Regions from separate parts of the Homo sapiens genome. Here region 2 is linked to region 1. The links are chromatin loops, found by intact Hi-C in ENCODE. Cell type or tissue: CD4-positive, alpha-beta T cell. All regions are shown on one strand. Each heading gives the region's core, and the rest is flanking DNA. Links, peaks and the distances in the headings are about the cores only. Region 1 holds the start of LOC105377162 (a long non-coding RNA gene). Region 2 has its middle 140 kb from the start of PROK2.

Region 1 (10,629 bases), core at 1,863-9,862:
CATGCCTTATTTTACTGCTTAGCCGCTGGGTAACTTGCAAGGCATCATAGATGTAGAATGTGCCTTTGCATTGTCCTTTTGTGGGGAGGAGAGGCTGGGGCATTTATCCACTGACTCTCACTCCCTTAATGTTGAGGTGTTGTCCCTGGGAAAATGAACATCCTTGCGCTTCTACCTGTGCCCATCAACTAAGTGGCTTTTCCCTGCTTTGGGGAAAACCTCTGCAAGTGTGCTTGAGGTGGGATTCTGGAAATGTCTGCCAAACTCTCCATCAGAGCTTCAGTGAAATCAGGTGGCCATGAGGATGTGATCTGGTGCACGCAGATGTCTGCTGTGGCTGGTCACACGCATAGGACTCCTTGAGTTTGGGATTGTCACTTGGGGTGCAGACTCCCTGAGCATACATTTCTTTGTCTTCTGTTTAAGCATCCAATTATTAAGGCTTTCTGCTGTCTTTGGGGCAGACTCCAGTCAGTTGGCACCCCTACCAGAAGGACTGTCAAGTCCCCAAAAAGAAAGCGAGGTCTAACCAGGCAGTTCTGTAAGTTCTGTCTCTGGTCATCAGGCTGCTGAGAGGGAAGGTGCTGGTGCTCTCAGATCATAGGAGGGAATGGGTCTCCCCATGACTTCCTTGGTCCATAACTGCATTTGGGTGGTGTCCTGGATGCAACTGTAATGCAAGTCACACTTTATGTATTGATGATTCTGAAGATGATGAGATGAATTAGATTATTTTCCTCCAATTGATCTATCTCCCCTGTCTTGTCCCTTAACATCCTGGGTGGATTTCATAGGTTGACTGCAACCTTTTTCTGCCTCACAGACTCCAATTCTCTCCTGCTTTTTCTGGAATGGATTTGAAAATCCTGTTTCTCATGGGAGTCCAACCAGGAATGAAATGCCTGGCTTCCCTTGCAAGCACCCCCAATCTCTACAAGCTACTCTCCTCTCTTAACTGGAGGAAAGAGAAGCAGTTCCCACCAGCAGTACCAACCCTGTTCCATCCCTGAGTCTGTTAATAAAAGTTGGAGGGGGGGAAGTAAGTGATCGTGGTTGGGCCAATTTGGGCACCTCTTAATATGCCTGGGTGGGCCAGGTGCAGTGGTTCATGCCTGTAATCCCCGCGCTTTACAAGGCTGAGGTGGGAGGCTGGCTTGAGCCCAGAAGTTTGAGACCAGCCTGGTCAAGATGGAGAGACCCCATCTCTACACATGCGCGTGCACACACACAAGCCTAGATGATGAACTCATGGCCTCTTAGTGGCTCCCTTTAGGAATGGGGTTTTTGTTTTTGCCTGGGGTCTGTAAGCTTGGATGGGAAGATTTATTTTTTATATTTGTTCATCTCTAGGTAAAAGCTGACATTTCTTTCTGTTCAAAATGTAAACACCAACCCCCCCATAGTATTAGTAGTGCCTATGACTTTGTTACCCTTCACAATCAGAAATCACACTACAGTTGTCACAGATATTTAAAAGTAACATTTTACACTCATCTCTATGTAAAAATTACAGTAGTAATTAGACTCATTGCTAGATCTTGTTATTTAATGTATTAATAAAGAAGAAACAAGAGTATTACTATATCATAAATTTGTGGGGGTTTTTTTGGGTTTTTTTGTTGTTGTTTTTTGAGACGGAGTCTCGCTGTCGCCCAGGCTGGAGTGCAGTGACGCGATTTCGGCTCACTTCAAGCTCCGCCTCCCGGGTTCACGCCATTCTCCTGCCTCAGCCTCCTGAGTAGCTGGGACTACAGGCGCCGCCACCACGCCCGGCTAATTTTTTTTTGTATTTTTGGTAGAGACAGGGTTTCACCATATTAGCCAGATGGTCTCGATCTCCTGACCTCGTGATCCGCCCGCCTCAGCCTCCCAAAGTGCTGGGATTACAGGCGTGAGCCACCGCGCCCGGCCCATAAATTTGTTTAATATTTTGACAGCTGTATCGTGAGTTCTCTGCAATCCTATGTATTTTGTTTTGTGCATTTAAAACCATTAGTTTGAAAAGGGATCGATTGCTTCACTGATACCAACAGGATTCATGGCACAAGAAAAGATCAGAAACTGTGCTTTGGAGCATGTGGGCTCTTTGTGCCTAATGTCTAGCTTGGGGCTTAGGCCACAATGCTAGGACTAAAGGAAAAGTCATCTTCAACTTCCTGTCACCCATAGGCAGAGGGACTCCATGTCATGGTTTGCCTGGGACAGTCCCTTTTACTCCAGCTGTCTGGACTTCATTATTCACATTGCTCCCTTTCATTCTTAAAGTCACCATGGTTTGGAGTAGGTGGAGTGGTCATTCACACGTTTGTGGTAAGATTGGAAGAATCTCTTGCTTACCTAGTGCCTGAAATCCCACTATTGTTTTGGGTTAAGCATTGCAATAGGATCTTGCTTAAAATGCAGAGTCGTGTGATTGATTGTGTGTATGTGCACTCACTTGTGTGGGTGTGGGGGGAATGGGTGAATACCATGAGTCCTAGTTTGAATTGGTTTTTCAGATTGCATTCCTGAATAGTGGGGAGGACCTGGACAAAGTTAAACCCACGAAGTGGGGAGGGGGATCCATGGGAGGAAGACGTTTGGCCTCTCTCAGCCCCACGAGGTCCCCGAGGGAGAGTTCCCAGACTAGGCTGGCCTCGGACCCAAAGCAGACAGATGAACCTTGTGACTTTTGGCCCTGGGCAGGCGCCTAAGCTTGGCTGTGAACTTGGTTTTACTCTGATGGTGAGAAAAGCCCAGGTAATATGTGAGCCCCTCATAAGAGCCAGTATTGCTCCCTGATACTCTCCTGGCAAACCCTCATCCTTCCCACAGTCCCTTCCAAGCAAGAGGAGGAGCACCAAGACAGGAAAGGCACCTGAGGAGGGATCAAGTCCCAGATCCCAAAGGGACCCCTCCAGGCCTTGAACAATTTGCTCATCACACTGATCGAGCCCTCCTGGGTTCCAGTGCTGCCTCCTCTCCTCCCGAGTGTCCTTGGGTGAGGTACCTTTTTGAGCCTCAGTTTCCTCATCTGTAGAATGGGGGTAAATAGTAACCATTGGGGAGTGTCCCAACTGAGACCAATGCCCCCTCATATAAGGATACTTCCAGGAGGGCTGATTTACAAAGGAGCCTGGTGTGGGGGAAGAGTAGGGAAGGTGCAGTCTCCCACAGTAGCCATGTTTCTAGGCCAGGAGGGGACAGCAGGAGGGAGCAGATACTAGAAATGGGAGGATGGGTCCCATACGGAAGGCTGCTGTGAGACGATCAGTGACTTCTGGTGGAGGGACAGGTCCAGCAGAAGTCAGGGAAGGTACCAGGGGGATAAGTACCCCAGCCTCAACCTTCTCCCTCCCTCCACTTTCCTGCCAGGGCTGTTCAACTGGTCCAACCAACAGGATGCCAGAGGCAAGAAGGCACGTTAACATAGCGCTCGCCAGTCAGACTTCTGGGCACAAAGCAGGGTGGAGAAGGGCAGAGCATGGACCTGAAGGGCAGCAGAAGCCCACCCACATGTGATCCTGTAGCTGATGGCTGAGCATTAGCCCACTAGAGCCTCGCAATAGCCCCATTCCTCATTCAGGGGCTGGCACATAAAAGTCTCATTAAATAGTCACCAAATGAATGAATGAATGCATACCTCCTACCTGCTAACAGAAGTGCCTGTGCCAGCTCCTTACTATACTGTGAACCCCAAGAGAGAGGTGTTGGGGCCAAGAGCAGCCTGAATCTACCCTGTGGCTGGCCATGAGGAAGGTATTGGACGGAACTGATGAACTTGCTTTGTGTGGAGTGTGGATGCCAAATGGCCTTGCAATGTGAATCCTTGGGACCCCACAGGCCACCAAGAACACAGAAAACTTATGTTCAAGTTCCCTTTCTCTGTTGATGTGAAGGCTATATTAGTCCATTTTCATGCTGCAATGAAGAAATACCCGAGACTGGGTAATTTATAAAGAAAAAGAGGTTTAATGGACTCACAGTTCCACATGGCTGGGGGGTCCTCACAATCATGGTGGAAAGTGAAGGAAGAGCAAAGGCACATCTTACATGGCGACAGGCAAGAGAGCGTGTGCAGGGGAACTGCCCTTTATAAAACCATCACATCTCATGAGACTTATTCACTATCTTGAGAACAGCAGAGGAAAAAGCCACCCCCATGATTCAGTTACCTCCCACCATGTCCCTCCCATGACATGTGGAGATTATGGGAGCTAAGATTCAAGACGAATTTGGGTGGGGACACAGCTAAACCATATCAGAGACAGAATGGAAGCTTCTTGGTGTGGGAATTCCAGAAGGCACAGGCAAAGCTGGTTTGTGTGGCGTTTTCAGGGGAGCCTAGATTCTACAATTTCCTTGCAGTGCTAGTGGGGAATGGCACAGAAAACCCACTGCAGTCCAGCTTTCCTTCTCTTCTTTATTACTCTTAGAGTAAGCTTATAGAGGTCATATAACTTTATTGTAAAGAAAACCAAATCAGCAATCACAAATAAGCAGAAAAGAAACAATAAAAAATGATCACTGTCATATAATTGATTAATATTTTGGTGCATATCTTTCTAGATTCTTTTCTACTCTGGCTTTCTTTTTATCAGGATCCTGTTGTTTCCAACCAAAGCCAAAATAGCTAACATGCTGGCTGAGCACGGTGGCTCACATCTGTAATCCCAGCACTTTGGGAGGCCTAGGAGGCGGGTGGATCATTTGAGATTAGGGGTTCAAGACCAGCCTGGCCAACATGGTGAAACCCTGTCTCTACTAAAGATACAAAAATTAGCCAGGTGGTAGTGGCATGTGCCTGTAATCCCAGCTACTCGGGAGGCTGAGGCAGGAGAATAGCTTGATTGGAGGTGGAGGTTGCAGTGAGCCGAGATTGCACCACTGCACTCCAGTCTGGGCGACAGAGTGAGACCCTGTCTCAGGAAAAAAAAAAAAAAAAAGCTAACATGCTTTAAGCACTTTTTCTGTGCAGGTATGGTGCAAAATACTTTACATGCACTAGCTCATTAGATTCTCATTTTTTTAATGGCGGCACAGAGAGGTTAAATGACTTGTCCAAGGGCACACAGCTAGTAAGTAAGGAAATTGGGATTTGAACCTAGGCAGGCTGATTCCAGAGCCCCCATTCTTATATGGGCTGATTGCAAACCAGGTAAGAGATAGCTAGTTTTTCGAAGATCCCATGCCACTGTCTCCTAAGTGACATGGTGCCAGCTAGTGCAATATTAATCACTGCAGCATACAGCCAAAAAAAACTTTTCAGCGCCCCAGTTGAGAAATGAACACTGAACCACAGCGCCCCCTGGCTTACATAGTAATTCTGATTGGCTCACTCTAGGGTCACACTGGCCAGCAAAAATTCAAGACAAACCTTTATTGGGCATCTACTATGTGGCGAGCTCTCTGCCAGCCATTGGGTGTAAAAAGTAGAATAAGGTATAGCTTCTGCCCTCCAGGTATTCTTGCATAGCCAGGAGAGACGCACCTAGAAGACGCACAATAGACGCACCTTCTATTGTGTCAATAGAAGGAGAGCTATGCTCTAATGGAGGGTGTGTACCCGCCAAAGCCCTGCAGACACTATGGGGGAAGGGACTTTCACAAGATCACAGAAAGATCAGGTTTCTGCTCTCACCTCCCTTGAGGCCCCCTCCTCTGATGCCACCTTGAGCTCCCTGGCCTGGCCCCAGTGATAAGATTTCCTTTGGTCCTTCCTCCCTCCAACTGAAACGTATGTGTCTTCCCACTTTTTCTCTCAGCGTGCTGCCAGATGGCCATCTCGCTAATCTCAGAACCTCATTCAAAATCAGGGGGTAATGACTTCTGAGTTTTAACAAGAGCTTTCAGAGCTGAACACCAGGAATCACAAACACAGATGCCCACGGGTTAGGCCGATAACATCAGCGCACTCAGCAGACCAGTATTTGGATGTTAAATATGCAGGAATATTCTTTACTTGCACAAAGAGATATACTCTCACCTATTTTTTTTTTCCTGAAGCACATTGTCCTTTGAGTCTATCTTTTCGTTTTCTATTCATTTTTAATAAATATTAAATACAGCTAACATGCTGTATTTAAATGAGAAATATAAATATTTCTCTACCAGAAGAAAAAAAAATAACAGCACAGCTGATGATAAATGCTAATATTTGGTGGAAAACCAAAGGGACTGGTGACTTAAGGTTCCCTAGGGCAGGCTCTGAGACTTAGGTTCCTCGAGGGCAGGATTTGAATATAAGCAGTTGATTTGGAAGGTGATCCAGGAAATGGCAGCCAGTCAATAAAGGGTGTGAGTTATGGTGAGTTAAACCACTGTGGGCAACTGTGACACAGACTCCAGAGGCCAGCGTCAAAGGTGCCCTTCAGCTGCCCATCTGTGAAATGGGTATTTCTCCATCAGCTCCCACCAGTCATTCATTGGGGTTGCTGAGGATGCTTTAATTTTTCCAGTGTCTCTGGTCTACAATGCGTGTGTGCCAAGCAGGCAAGTCCTCAGGCGAAAGACTACAGGCCTTGGGGATTGGAAGTCAGGCCATCAGACCTCCAAATGGCAAGATCCCAGGACCCAATAGCATTTGCCATAGGCACTGATGATGGTGAGCTGAAGCACGCTCACTCCATCTAAAGGGACAATGTAGCATCCGCTGAATTTCACCAAGGAAGATGTGGACCTAGGGTGGTCAGACCTTCAGCTTTCTCAAGAAAAGCTAGTCCTTTAGATTTTTATGTGAAATTTCTCAACATGTAAATGTTGACAATGAATTCAAATTTTTAAAAATGCACTATAGGAGCCAACCAAAGCATGTCTGTGGACTGAATCTGGCTTACAGGCAGCGAGATGATGAAATCCAATCTACTCTGAAGGCTGATCTTGGCTCCAGACCGTTCTTGCTCCAGACAAGATCTGAAGATGAATTTTGATAAAGGAAAGTGAATGTTTTAGTCAGGAGTAGACTGCATTGATGTAATAAAGGGACCCCCAAGTACAGTGGTGGTAACCAGACAGAAGTGTGTTTCTTTCTCATGTAACAATCTGGAGGTTGGTGGGTGGTTCAGGACATTTCTGCTATATGAGGCTGTCCAGGGACTAGGTTTCTTCTATCTTGTTGCTCAGAGTGTTGTCTTCCTCCACGGGGGTCAAAACTGGCTCCCCAACTTCTTGTCCACATTCCAGCCAATAGGAAAGGAGAAAGAGAAGCTTAATCATTTTAAGGGTCAGATCTGGTCATTGCACAGTTCATGTCCTCTCACATCCCATTGGTGGGGACTTAGTCACATGGTCATGTCTGGCTGCAAGGGATGTTGGGAAATGTAGAATGTGGTCTCTCTCTGTCTCAGTAGCCATAAGGTTCTGTTTAAACTTAGGAATTCTGTTTCTATAGAATTAGGGGAAGACCAATATTAGCAACAAGAAGCCTCTGCCACCATGGAAGAAGGATCTGGAAAGAAGGATGGGATCTCAGCCTGATGGCAGGTCTTACCCAAGAGGGAATTTTTTTCTCAGGAGAGTGAAGAAAGCCTGGCTTTCCTCATCAGCTCTCTTTGTGTTGAATTCATCAGTCATGACAATCATTTGAGAAACCTTAGAAGATCATCCCAAACCTGGAAAAAGTCAGTTACATTAGGAAAGGAGTGAGCATAAAGAGCACCTACTAGAGAGAGGGTCCTTTCACACACATGACCTCATGTAACCTTCACAATCATGCCATGAGGTGGGTAGTATTATCACCACCCCTATCCCCTTTTTTGGAAGAAAGGTTGAGTACCAGAGAAGCAGGGGTGATATTCAAACTCTTTAATTAGGGTTAAGGTATGGGGGCTGACCAATCAGAGCTGCCATACAGATTTGTTTTATCAGAGAAGTAAAGGCCTTGGTCAGGATTTGAAATGAGGCTCATATGACTGCAAAGCTCACATTCTTTTCACCGCAATTTGATTTCCTTATGCCAGCTGCTTCCCCAGAGACAGTGACACCAACTCTTCTGGGTTGTTGAGAGGGTAAACAAACCGTGATGAATGAATCTCCTCTCCTAATATGAATGCCTTATTGTTGTTATTCTTCATGCCCTGACAGAGTATTTACAGCCTCTGCTGTTGCTCTGCTTCTATCTGGTGGATTAAGGAAAGTCACAACTCACAGCCCTAGTGGAAAGTTACAACTGGGATTTGAGCTAACGAAGAGTTGAAGACTCAGCAACAGGCGCTTGGCTTCACTATTAACCTGGACAAGGCCATTAACTCGCCTGTACTTAATTGGCTTGTTCTGTGACACACTGTTGCCCCAGAAACACCCATATGGGTGTACCCCACATTAAAGAAGCCCGCTCTATGAAAACCGAGACTTGTTGAAAAGATAAATGGGAGTTAATTATTTAATTAACCACAAAAGACTTTGCTCTGAAAAATGGGATTTCTGGATAGCTAGTTTCAAAATAATACTGAAAATTTTGATTCTGGGAGAAAGGGAGGATACAAAAATGTGTCAGTTCTTTTTTGGTCCATCTGGGAATGTTCTGGAATAGATTAGATTTCAAGAACTCTGTAATGATGCTTCAGAGGGAACTTGTGAAATCTGAATTGGGTTGGGGGTTGTTTATGGTGGATATATTTGGGGTGCCTGCCAAGGCCCTGTCCGACCTCTGAGAGTCTAGTCCCTCACCACCTAATGGAAGGAGGAGGTATGTCTAAGCCGTCATGTCTATGCCACCTAACTCCATCCCCCCATCTCCCACTACTGACTGTATCAAAAGTAAACTCCTCACCAGGAACCAATCCATAGGCCCAGTCTGTGAGCCAACCAACTTGTCTGTCAAATGTGTGAACTAAGAGACACATAACTACACTTAGATAGTGCTTGGCATTTGACCTGAAAGATCATGTACAGCCGGGTTGGGGCAGTGACTTTAATGCTGTGTACTGTCTCTTAGGAAGGCAGAGAGAAGGCATGCTAGTCTGTAAAGGGAAAAGGGGACTGAGTTGACATGCAGTGGCGGGCCTGGCTATCTTGATCTCCCGTTGCTGGGTGCCCACCGGATTGCCTACTATATACTTTGAATAAGCACGTCTGGAGCCCCAGTCAATGAGGATTTCAAACTGATCTCAACTTATCCACCTTGATCAGGAATAAGACCTTATTTTTATTCCACTCACTACTCTCAGTGGGTTCAGTGGTCTCAGCTGGTCACCTGTCCAAGAAGGCTTTTGTCCTGCCCATTGTTGTGGGGTGGGCATGATGGGGGGAGGGTGTTAGCCATGGGACATGTCACTGCAAACTGGATGATTATTGAGGTCTGGTGGTCCTTGCCAGACAAGAGAGATGATTTGGTTGTGACTGAAGAAATCCCAAGCTCCTTGGAGCAAACCTAGTGGAGCCTGTGATTTTCATTCTCCCACTGTGCTGCCCGGGAGTAAATGCAGTCCTTGCTTTATTTCCCTACGGAGTAACTGACTCGTTTCTTGCTGAGCAGGCTGGGGATAGCAGTTGGGGGAGAGAGGTTTTTAGGATGCAGCAGAGAAATTTGATGAGTACAGAAGTATGGTGTGAACCCACCATTAAATGCCCCAAATGTTACTCTACCCCATTATCTTAGGCGGTTCTATTCTTTGCAACCAAACGTGGCCTACAACACATCAACACAATAGTCTTCTATTGCTTTCCCTCCCTTCCCTCTTGAATTTCTATAGGTAGCAGAAATCCAATCTTACTACCCAGGAGTCCTGGGAATATCATATCCAAATTTACACTGCGGCCCAATCAAAATCCATCATGCCTAGGGGTTTAGCAATGGGGCTTTGTATATTCATAAGTCATTAGAGAAACAACCAACTTACATTCCACTATTATGAGAGTTTCTTATAAAAGGGGTTGGCTATCCCTTTGTCCCCTTCACCTAATCCCTTTCTCCTTTTTAATTCCACCTGGTTGAACCACCTCTATTTGCCAGGCATTTCCCCTTCAGTTAATAGTATCCATTGTGCAGGCTTTACTCATGTTTTCGATATGCCAGCCATTGTGCAAAATGATTTGCAGGTAGCACGCTGTTCAATTGTCACAGGCCCCTTCATTGCAGCTACTAATGACGATTCCCATTTTACAGATGGGGAAATTGAGAGGCTAAGTCATCCATCTGACTCCATAGCCTGAAATTTTTTGGCCACTCTGCTTTACTACTGCTCTGGCTTCCCTGGGTTTCCTTCTGCCATTTTCAGTAACTAGGGGAGAGAAGGTCCAGGTGTCCTGCCTGGCAGCAGGGCCCCCGGAACTTGGCTCTTTTCTGGCCTCCTTTCCAGCTAGCACAGCTGCCAATCTGGAACACAGCCCTTTCCAAGAAAGCCCAGGAGAGAAGCCAAATGTTGACTCACCTGCCAGACTCGGGGATGCTGCTGCCAAGATGCCTCAGGGCCTGTGCAGGAGGGCTGGCAGGGCTGGCCCATTGTGGGGCCTGGCAGGGGCAGCTTCAAAGGGCCAGGCCTTCTTTCCTGAGTGCTTCAGGTTCCAGAGGCTAAAGAGATCCAGATGGGTTCCTCCCCTCCTCCTTCTGCCCCATCCTTCAGCCCTGGAAGTTTCTGAAAGAGAATGTCTCCTCTACATCTCCCCTTGGGTGGCAGGCAAAATTCTAAGGAAGCACGCAAGACTTTCTGC
Region 2 (10,629 bases), core at 1,185-9,184, 740 kb after region 1:
GCAGGGAAGTGTGGGTGTCAGCAAAGGGTTAACCTCAGAGCCACCTGTTGGTAGTTGAATGCAATTTCAGCAAGATGAAGGGGAGGACAAGAACATGCCAGGCAGAGCTGGCCCAAGCGCTGCAAGTGTCCAGTGTCGAGGATCTGCCAATTACAGGTGATTTCTGGAGGAAGACCAAGAGATGAGACTTAAAGTCAGTCAGTCAGAGGTTAGATCACTAAAGGTCTTGTGTGTCAGGCTAAGGGGCTGAATGTTAGCGAGCCATGGAAGGGTGTTGAGTCAGGGAGTGACATGATGCAAGCTATGTTCTAGCACATCAGCACTGGCAGCAGCATGCAGGAATGCAGAGGAGGAAGGAATGCATAGTTACTGAAAAGAGGAGGTTGCTTTTTGTGCACTTGAACTTCTGCCTGTTGGGATCCTGGCTAATTTTATCCTTGTTGGCAGACACCTACTCGGACTACTCCTCCCTGTGAAATACAGAAGCCGAGACCTACATTCCCTTATCTGAAATTCTGAAATCCAGAAAGCTCTGAAAACAAATTTTTTTTTTTTTTTGGTGATTCATTTGATGACCAAACCTGAGCCTAAACTAAACTCATTCATCCCGACTCTGTCTGGCATAATGTAACTTAATCTATTTAGTCCACTTAATGTGAATATTAATGTTTTCCTGTGTAGAAGGATTAATGAGTTCAATGATCGGTGTTAAATAATAAATGGCATACATAGAGTATTGCCTTTCTAACATTCAAAAAATCCTAAATTTCATAACACATCTGGCCCGAGTGTTTTTGTTTGTTTGTTTGTTTGTTTGTTTGTTTTTTGAGATGAACTCTCACTCTGTTGCCCGGGCTAGAGTGCAGTGGCGAAATCTCGGCTCGCTGCAACCTCCGCCTCCCGGGTTCAAGCAATTCTCCTGCCTCAGCCTACTGAGAAGCTGGGACTACAGGTGCCCGCCACCACACCCGGCTCATTTTTGTATTTTTAGTAGAGAGAAGGTTTCACCATGTTGGCCAGCCTGGTCTCGAACCCCTGACCTCAGGTGATCCGCCCGTCCCAGCCTCCCAAAGTGCTGGGATTACAGGTGTGAGCCACTGTGCCCAGCCTGGCCAAGAGTTTTAGATAAAGGATTGTAGTTACCATATATAAGCAAGAAGTTCTGAAACAGCAGGAGAATTTGCTCTAACTAGGGGATTGTTTTAGCAGATAAAAGGAGAATCTACTTCATGCAAAAGACAGTAAACTTATGGACCTCATATTTCTTTTTTTTTTTTTTTTTTTTTTTAATCATTCTTGGGTGTTTCTCACAGAGGGGGATTTGGCAGGGTCATAGGACAATAGTGGAGGGAGGGTCAGCAGATAAACAAGTGAACAAAGGTCTCTGGTTTTCCTATGCAGAGGACCCTGCGGCCTTCCGCAGTGTTTGTGTCCCTGGGTACTTGAGATTAGGGAGTGGTGATGACTCTTAAGGAGCATGCTGCCTTCAAGCATCTGTTTAACAAAGCACATCTTGCACCACCCTTAATCCATTTAACCCTGAGTGGACACAGCACATGTTTCAGAGAGCACAGGGTTGCGGGTAGGGTCACCGATCAACAGGATCACAAGGCAGAAGAATTTTTCTTAGTACAGAACAAAATGAAAAGTCTCCCGTGTCTACCTCTTTCTACACAGACATGGCAACCATCCGATTTCTCAATCCTTTCCCCGCCTTTCCCCCCTTTCTATTCCACAAAAACGCCATTGTCATCATGGCCTGTTCTCAATGAGCTGTTGGGTACACCTCCCAGACGGGGTGGTGGCCGGGCAGAGGGGCTCCTCACTTCCCAGTAGGTGCGGCCGGGCAGAGGCGCCCCTCACCTCCCGGACCGGGCGGCTGGCCGGGCGGGGGGCTGATCCCCCCACCTCCCTCCCGGACGGGGCAAATGGATCATAGAAAGTATAAAATAAATAGGCTCAGAGAACATTTTCCTACCTTTATGGATGATAAATCAACAAGAGGTTAATAAGAAAGACTTAGGGCTACCCAGGATGCCACCACTACATTTATAAAGTTAGTATCACAGAGAATAACTAGCATCTACTCCCATAAGGCCAGTGGCATTATTGTTTTTGATAACAAACATATATTTATATGATGCTTCGGATTGTATCAGGTATTGTTGCAAATGCTTTCTCCTTTAATTCTTGTAAGAACCATGATGAATGGATGTTGGCATTCCCAATCTACAGCCAAGGGCTTCAAACTCAGAGAAGGTAGGAAATTTGTTCAAAGGCACTCAGCCAACATTTACACATAGGGCCTGGATTAGGTTCTTCTGAATCTGAGATCTGTGATCTTATTTTCAACAAACAATAACATTCTTGGATGAAGGGTAACAACTTTTAAAAAGCCTGCTACAAAGAGGCAGCACGATAAAATTTATCTCACAAGCCCAGTCCAACTCATAAATTGTGGCTGAATGACATCCTCAGTTGAGGATTTCAAAATTGTTTCGAGGCCTAACAAGAACTTTGATAATTTACCAGGCCTGACAAGGACTTTGACTATCTATTAGCTTTGATTACCAAGGTACAAAATGGAAGCATGGCAAATGGGTGGATTGCTATTCTTTTTTAATTATACTTTTATTTTTTGGAGATATGGGATCTTGCTATGCTGCTGCCCAGGTTGGTTTCAAACTCCTGGCCTCAAGCAATGCTCCCACCTCAGCTCCCCAGAGTGCTGGGATTACAGGCATTAGCCTTTATGCCTGGCCCTACTGTGCATGTTTAAGGGTTGACTTTACTTTGTTTCATTTAGTCAACAAAAAAACGTCCCTTAGGTGTTTACTGGGTGCAAGGCACTGCAGGATGCTGAGGCTGGCTAGCTCTATGAAGGCTCAGTCCCTGCCCTCGAGGAACTTAGAAAAGTCTCACTGCTGCTCCAATTGTGTAGGAAAAGTGATGCGTGATGCAATAATACTACAGACCCACAAGCCCAAAGAGGGACTTGGAGAAGCAAAGTGAAGATGGTGCTACCAACATAGTCTAGACTTCAGAAGAGAGTGTGTTCTCCTACAAACCACATTAACAGCTCGGGCTTTGGAATTGTACAGGCTTGTGTCCAAAACCTAGTAACTAGAGTGACACCCAGGAAGGGGCTTAGCTTATCTAGATTTCAGTTTCTTCATCTGTTTGAAACGGAAGAAAAAAGGAAATAGCGACCTCAGAAATTTGTCCAGACTTAAAACAACTTGTAGGAATAACAGCTATGATTTGTTGAGTAGTTTTATGCACTGGGCCTTGTTTTAAACTCTTTACAGTGAGCGCTCAGAACGTGGCTATAATAGCCATAGTATTCTTGCTGCCTCTGACGTTGTTACTAAGAACTCTTCTGGGACTGGTTTCTTCCATTCTGTCCAATCTCTACCGCTGACTCTGTGATTTTCGAACAAGTCACTTCTACAGGGACTCAATTTTTCTTTTTACAGAGTTTGCTGTTAAAAAAAAAACTTGGATTAGATGAGAGGCTAAAACCTGAGGATCTTTTTTAAAAAACCCAGATTCTTGGGCTCCATGTCATAAAGATTCAGATTGGCTAGTTCTGGAGTCAGGCCTGGGAATCTGCATTGCTTTTAACTTAATGATGAAAAAGTACAAATAGACTCAATACTAAGAAAGGCAATGGCCCCGTTAAGTATACGTTGGCCAGCTTCAATAGTCACCAAGGCTTTGTTGTATTTGTTTGATCTATCCTATGCAGGCTGTTCTTCATTCGCCACCCCCAGAGCAGGTCCACTATACCCTGCTCTGAGCCTCAGGAAGGATGAACTCAACAACTGTTTTCACCAGGTTCCCTTGCCTTTTGTCTCCAGCAGGGACTGGAAATTAGGAGGAGAGCAAGGTTGGGCCATGCATTTCTCTGGCTCCCCCTTCCTTGGGCGTTGGCAATGGCTATGTCCCTCCACCCCAGGGCACAGCTGAAGGCAGCCAGCCTTCCCTGGCAGCCTGCATCTGTCCATAGCGTCTTAACGATTCCCGCCCCTTGACACTTCAGGTCTAAGAATTGTGGTTTCCCTAGTGTTGCTTATTTCACCCTTTTTTGATTTCCCTAAGCCCTGCCCACATCTTTAGAAACAGCAAATGCTCTCTAATTACCTAATTTGCATATGACATTATTTTCCATGGGGACTAACCCTCTTTTTATTCGTGCCTGAATATTCTAAAGCAAATCACTCTGCATCACAAATGCAATGATCACATTCAGCAAGACAATAATTTTAATGTCATCTACAGGCAGCCATCTGTATATTTCAAGTGCCCCTTTGGTACCTCTGAGCAGTCATGTTTGGGAATCACTAGCCTATCTTTGTGTGCTTTTTCCCTCTCAAATGATCTGCCTCTTGGATATGCAGAGAATATCCCAGTTTATAGATTTGAGTCAGTCTCCACCTGGTGGCAGGAAAGCTCACCTGGATTGTAGGCTGGTAAATGAGAACCCGGTTATGTCAATGAGGTGGTGTTGCCATGGGAACTGCCCTAGACCATTTAGGAAGTGGCTTGAACACTTAGGCCTCGATCTATCCATAGGCTGAACAATCAGGTGGACACTGAACCAAACATTCCACCTAACTATGTATCTTCCTTCCTCGGGGACAGGTATGGCCACTCATAGGACCAAAAAGACAAGTCATAAGCTATGTATTATACAGGTTACTGTATGACTAATAAAAAGGGCGAATTTGGGAAGTGGTTAGAGAAAACACTGTAGTGATGACCAAATGTAATTTTAGTAAGTTTACCTGTTTGAATTAGGCTTGGGAATCAAAACACAGACTACTCACTTGGTGACAGAGGTCAGGCACTATGTTTCATGCGCGTCTGTGTGAAGAGACCACCAAACAGGCTTTGTGTGAGCAATAAAAGCTTTTAATCACCTGGGTGCAGGCGGGCTGAGTCCGAAAAGGGAGTCAGCGAAGGGAGATAAGGGTGGGGCCGTTTTATAGGATTTGGGTAGATAAAGGAAAATGACAGTCAAAGGGGAGTTGTTCTCTGGCGGGCAGAGTGGGGGTCGCAAGGTGCTCAGTGGGGGAGCTTTTGAGCCAGGATGAGCCAGGAAAAGGACTTTCACAAGGTAATGTCATCACTTAAAGCAAGGACTGGCCATTTTCACTTCTTTTGTGGTGGAATATCATCAGTTAAGGCAAGGACCGGCCATTTACACTTCTTTTGTGGTGGAATGTCATCAGTTAAGGCGGGGCAGGGCATATTCACTTCTTTTGTGATTCTTCAGTTACTTCAGGCCATCTGGGCGTATACATGCAAGTCACAGGGGATGCGATGGCTTGGCTTGGGCACAGAGGCCTGACACTATGAGGTTAATAAAATATTTTAAGATCCTTAAAAATAACAAAAAGTCATTATTCCACCCCAAACATGGGAACCTGCCCTCCCCTAATGCTCTGCAAGGAAATCTCTCCCAATACTTATTCCAGGGAGTCGTTTCTCTTGCTTGAGTCTTACCTTAGATCAAACTTGTAATTACACGTTTTGGTCTTTGAACATTTGATTCGCTTTTTCAGGTTTAAGATGAAAAAGATCCATTAACCACTCCTTGGGCCTTTCCCAGAAAGAAGGAAGTTGTGGACTGTGGCCAGTTGGAGAGGCAACAGGTTGGCACTGTGAGATGTCTAGGCAGATCTGCACGTAAGTGGACAGGACTGAGCAGGTCATTGCCTATCTCTAGGACAAAGGCCACTCCTCTGCCCTTATTCTGGAGACTTTAGTATCTCAGTGAGTTCTAAGGAACTGTTTCATCCTCACTGTACTAAATTACAATCCTGAATGAAGAGCTTGGCCAGCAAAACTCCATTCAAGTTTAGAGCAGCAGGAATTGGCTGGGGATCAAAGCATCTCATTTCTTAAAGGCAAGTCACCAGGGGCATATGGCTGGGTATTTGGTGGGTCGGTTGCAGACAATGTTTTCCTTGTTAGCTTTGCTACATAAAAGTCTTTTCTGCTGAGGCAGGCAACTTATTCTAGTTTTCAAAGCAAATCCTTCTGCGACCAGGTTGCTAAAACCTAAGCAATCCTCAGAGGCTTTGCTGATCACCCCTTCATTAGGGCATCCCACCATGCAATTACCACGCGAGAGCAACCTTGAGCCCTGCAGACACAGATTTTTGCCCTTAAGCACTTGAGTAAGGAAATTAGGCCAGACTCAAGCTGTAGTCCATTTTGGCTAAAGGAGAAAGGCTCACCTACCTGTCAGCTACAAATTACCTTCGCCCCACCCCTCACTTCTTGATCATCTGCTTTGCACTCCCCCATTGCTTCTACCTGGGACTGCACGTGTCACTTGATCTGCTGGACAGGAGCAGTCATGGGAAACAGGCTGTGTACCAAGACCTGCAGATTTGCAGGTGGTTAAGAGAGATGTTGGGCTTCAAAAATCATGTGCACACGGGATCCTTTAAGATGATCTGCAGAAGGAAGGGGAAGGAACAATTATTTCAGGAGACCCCCCCACTCCTGAAGACACAGGAGCTGAAGCAGCTGTCTGCTCTAAGCTGTTATTAGGGGGCGCTTATGCGGTGTGGATTCCCAGATGCCAGACCCAGAGGTCCTAATTCAACAGGCCTGGAGCATCTGCATCTCTAATAAGCTGCTCTCCCTTGTGATTTAGGACCAGGAGATGTGGTAACCTAGCTCAAGTCCTTCCATCTTGTCCTGGTGATCTGCCTTGAGTTTAGAACTGATGAACACATGTGCCTAAAAGCCTTTGAATTTTCTGGGCAAGTCAGAATGATTTACTGGGGGCAAGTCGGTTTTATATCCTTAGATTGTGCCACTGGGGCATCAGACATCTGGATCAATTAGGAAAAGTCATTGCTTTAAGGTAAGAGAAGGCCCTCATTAAAATGCAAACATTAGCTGAGCCCTGAGTGATGCTAGCAGCGCTTAGGACACTATGCAGTCTGCAGTGGGAAGGGACAAATGCTTAAAGTTTAGGAGTGCTGGCTTTGCTGAGTTGGGGTCCACTCAGTCACCTCACTAGCCCTGTGAGTCTCAGGCAAGTTCTTTAACTTGGATTGTCCATCCATTAAATGGGGATGATGACAACCTCATAGGGATGATGCATATAAATGGCTGACCTCTGTATATGGCCCAGGCTATGCCTTGGTGTCATGTCAGACCCCTACTAACTCCAACAGGGATGGCACCAGGCTCCAGAGGCCAAGAAAGAGACCCAGAGCCCATAAACAAGATCTGGGGTTTCATCAGGGGAAACCTTACAGGGAGGGTCCGTGGTGGTGGGCTGAGCAGGAAAACTGCAACTGCTTGCAAAAAGCAGGCAGTTTATATAGCACCCTCACTTAGCACCCTCCACCTAACACCTCCACCTCGCAAATTTCATTTAACCCAAAACAAAGGGCCTCAATCCCCTGCACAGCCCGTGTTCTGCTGGACAGGCCGGGGGCTCAGATGTTCCTCATAGATGAGGAACGGATCTCCAGGTTGGCCATGCTAAGAACTCTGAACACACATGCAGGTGAGTCTGCCATAAAGGGTCATTCTGAGGCAGTGATTGCTATTGCTGTCAGGTGTGACTGTGACTGCCTACCATACACCGGGGTAAAATGGTATCCATTTATTATGAGGTATTTGTAGAGGGATACAAGTGCTAGAGGATCTATTAATGTTAACAGATTCCCATCACTCCCTCCCCTCCTACCCAGGCAATCCATCCTCTACACAGCTGCCTGAGATGGCTCCAAAATCCATATCTCATCCCGCTCTACCACCGCACCTTACAATCCCTCAATGGCTCCCTTAGGGTAAATGCACCTGAGAACAATAACAAGCATACCATGAGAATGACCCTTTATGGCTGAGTCACCTGAGTGTGTGTTGTGAGCTAGGGAACCCAAGAGTGGCCAACCCAGAGATTCGTTCCTTCTCTATGAGGAACATCTAAACCCCTATTCCTTTTTGTGGAACACAGGGTGTACAGGGGATCGAGGCCCTTTGTTTTGGCTTAAGTGTTAGGGAAAGGGTGCCAAGTAAAAATGCTATATAAACTTGCATGCCTTTTGCAAGCAGTTGCAGCTCCCCTGTCCAGGCTGCTACCACTGGACTCTCTCCCCTGGATGTTAAGCCCCTAATAAAACCCCAGGTCTGGGTCTTTTCTTTCATCTCATGAACATGGTGCCACTCCCACTGGAGTTGATAGGGGTTTGGCATGACAGCTCCCTATTGCCTTCATGTTAAAGTCATACAAGGCTCTACATGCTTTTGCCCCTACTGACCTCTCCAGCTCCTTATCTTACCACTCAGAACCTTTGAACTCTCATATTGCACAGTGTCCAATTCACTTTCCACCCACCTACCTACCTACCTAACTACCTACATTTTTCCTTCCTCCTTCTACAGTTCATTCTCTCTCCCCAACAATAACCCCATCCTGGGTTACTTAATACACTTCTACTCATCCTTTGAAACAGCCCAGCGGTCACCTCCCCTAGGAAGCCTCCCTGACCTCCTTCCTCCACCTGGGCTCGGGGAGGACCCTCTGCAGTGTCCCCTGGGACACCTCTCAGCACTTTCGCCTCCTATTCTAACTGCTCACGTATCTGACCTCTGCATCAGTGGTTCTCAGCTCTTCCCACTAGAATCAGCTGGAAGCTTTTTAAACTCCCCATATCCTGGCCACATGTCAGACCAATGAAATCACTCTCTAGGGGTGAGACTCAGGTATCAGAAGTTCTCCCTGATGATTCCAGGTGATTGCAATGTGCAGCTAAGGTTGAAGGCCCGGGCTCCAGATGGTGAGCATCTTGAGGGCATCAAATGTGTGTGCAGAAATGACTTTCCACCAATGCTTAGCACAGCAGCCGCCACATTGGTGGTCTCCAATAAATGGCTGAATACACATAGGAAGGTGGGTTAGTATATTCAGGAACTTCCAGGGTTGCATCACAGTCTGAAAGAACAGGTTGTGCAAAGGTGTTGGGACAGGTGACTCTTGGAGGTTCAGGGCCACAAGAAGGTGCTAGAAAGCAGAGCGGGAGACTGGGGTGGGTGGACCGAGCACAAACTCCTGCAGTGGTCCTGCAGTGGACACCTGCAGAGTTCCACCTGAGGCTGATACGGGGCGTGCAGGGCACGGGCCACAAGTCAACTCAGCTGTAACCACATCCAGTCCAGCCAGAGACACTTGAACCTCACCGGTCAGGGGTCCTTGTGGAGGAACTGTGTCCTATTTATTTAACTGGTGGATCTAACAGGCTTGGAGACTCCTCTCTGCCCTCCTAGAGAAGGCTTGGGAGGTGTCTATGTCTTGGCAGACAGAGAATGTGCTCACAGCTCACTGTCCTGGTCACACGATCTCGACTTCCTTTGTCGACAGAGAGGGCAAGAATGTCCAAGCCCTCCAAAAACCCTTCCTGATCAATCCTCCTAAACCCTGCTTCCCTCCTGACCCCTTAATAGTTGGGCCTTCCTTCTTGGCAAGAATATCTGAAAATAAAGTGAGAAATTCACCAGCTTATTTTCCCTTAGGCTTAGCCCAGAAGAACAAACTTTTTCTCCCTCGCCTTCTCTGAAGAGGACAAGCAGGTCTTTGTAACATGGAACCTCAAGTTTCCCTTGTCCCAGAGGATTGGTTAACAAAACAAATCTTTTAGAGGAGGAAAATCCAAGCTCTGGCTGGCAAAGGACTGAGCTACCTAAATAGGGGAGACTATGCAAGGTGGGAGGTTTACATTTCCTGGGTCTGGGGGAACAAGGGGTTTGGGTTCACTGAGTTGTAGCATTTATGCCTCATCCCACTAGAGCCCGAAGAGGCACAGGACCCTTGCTGGATGCAATGATGGGTGAACAGGGCTGACTGTCACCCCCACCCTGAGATGTTCTTCACAAGCGATGGCTCTTGAACCTTTCTAATTATTTGAGATTTTTAGTTTGTGGTTGTTATGACAATGGTGACTGTCTGATAGACACATCTGATAGCAATAATTTAACTTACACATACCCCGAGGATGACCCTGTATGGCAGACACACCTGAATGTGTGTTCGGAGTTCTGCACGTGGCCGACCGGGAGAGTCATTCCTTGTCTATAAGGAACACCTGCACTCCCAGCCTGTCCTGTAGAACATGGCCGTGTAGTGGATGGAGGCCTTTGTTTTGGGTTAAATGAAGGTTGCCAGGTGGAGGTTGTTAGGGGGAGGATGCTAAGTGAGGATGCTATGTGAACTGCACCCTTAAGCAGTTGCAGTTTTCCTGCCCAGCTTGACTGTTGTTGCTGGGCCATCGCTGTACGTAGCTTTCCCACTGGTAAAACCCTAGGTCTCATTGGCTGCCTCCAGGTCTCTCCTTCGGCCTCTTGAACCTTGTGTCATCCCTGTTGGAGTTATTACGGGTCCCACATGCGAGTGACAAGACACTAAGACCCTGGAGGTTGGAGTGGGGTGCAGGGTGGGGAAATCCAAAATTGTGTTTGGGTATATCCATTAACTATTTCAGTGGAGAGGTGGAGTAACTGCAGTTAGTGTCCCTTGCTTCGTGCTTACTGGTTTAGGCACTTTCCATAGATTAAGTCATTTAATCCTCACAACGACCCTATGAGGTTAGTACTTACACC

What was found. Peaks named below come from ENCODE experiments on the same cell type or tissue, not always from the same donor. Only the 100,000 strongest peaks of a DNase experiment are listed, where the experiment ranks them.
Region 2: it touches region 1 in a loop (3.0-fold over the local background); 2 of 110 quality-filtered maps call a loop at or near these places.

What each region holds. Positions count from the first base shown.
Region 1 is chr3:72,661,000-72,671,628 of GRCh38, reverse strand. All of the region lies in intron 5 of LOC105377161 (a long non-coding RNA gene), which reads left to right. It overlaps LOC105377162 (a long non-coding RNA gene), which reads left to right and starts at 7,380. Exons shown (of 2, transcript NR_135531.1): 1 at 7,380-7,699; 2 at 8,062-8,333. In CD4-positive, alpha-beta T cell, for the core only: CTCF peaks have their summits at 5,088 and 5,289; a DNase peak (open chromatin) is centred at 5,278; H3K27me3 peaks cover 286 bases.
Region 2 is chr3:71,920,199-71,930,827 of GRCh38, reverse strand. No RefSeq gene overlaps it. Among named protein-coding and RNA genes, the nearest start is that of PROK2, 140 kb to the right of the region's middle. RefSeq lists enhancers at 2,141-3,006, 4,205-5,072, 5,073-5,939, 9,133-9,633. In CD4-positive, alpha-beta T cell, for the core only: a CTCF peak has its summit at 4,432; no DNase peak of the experiment used is centred there.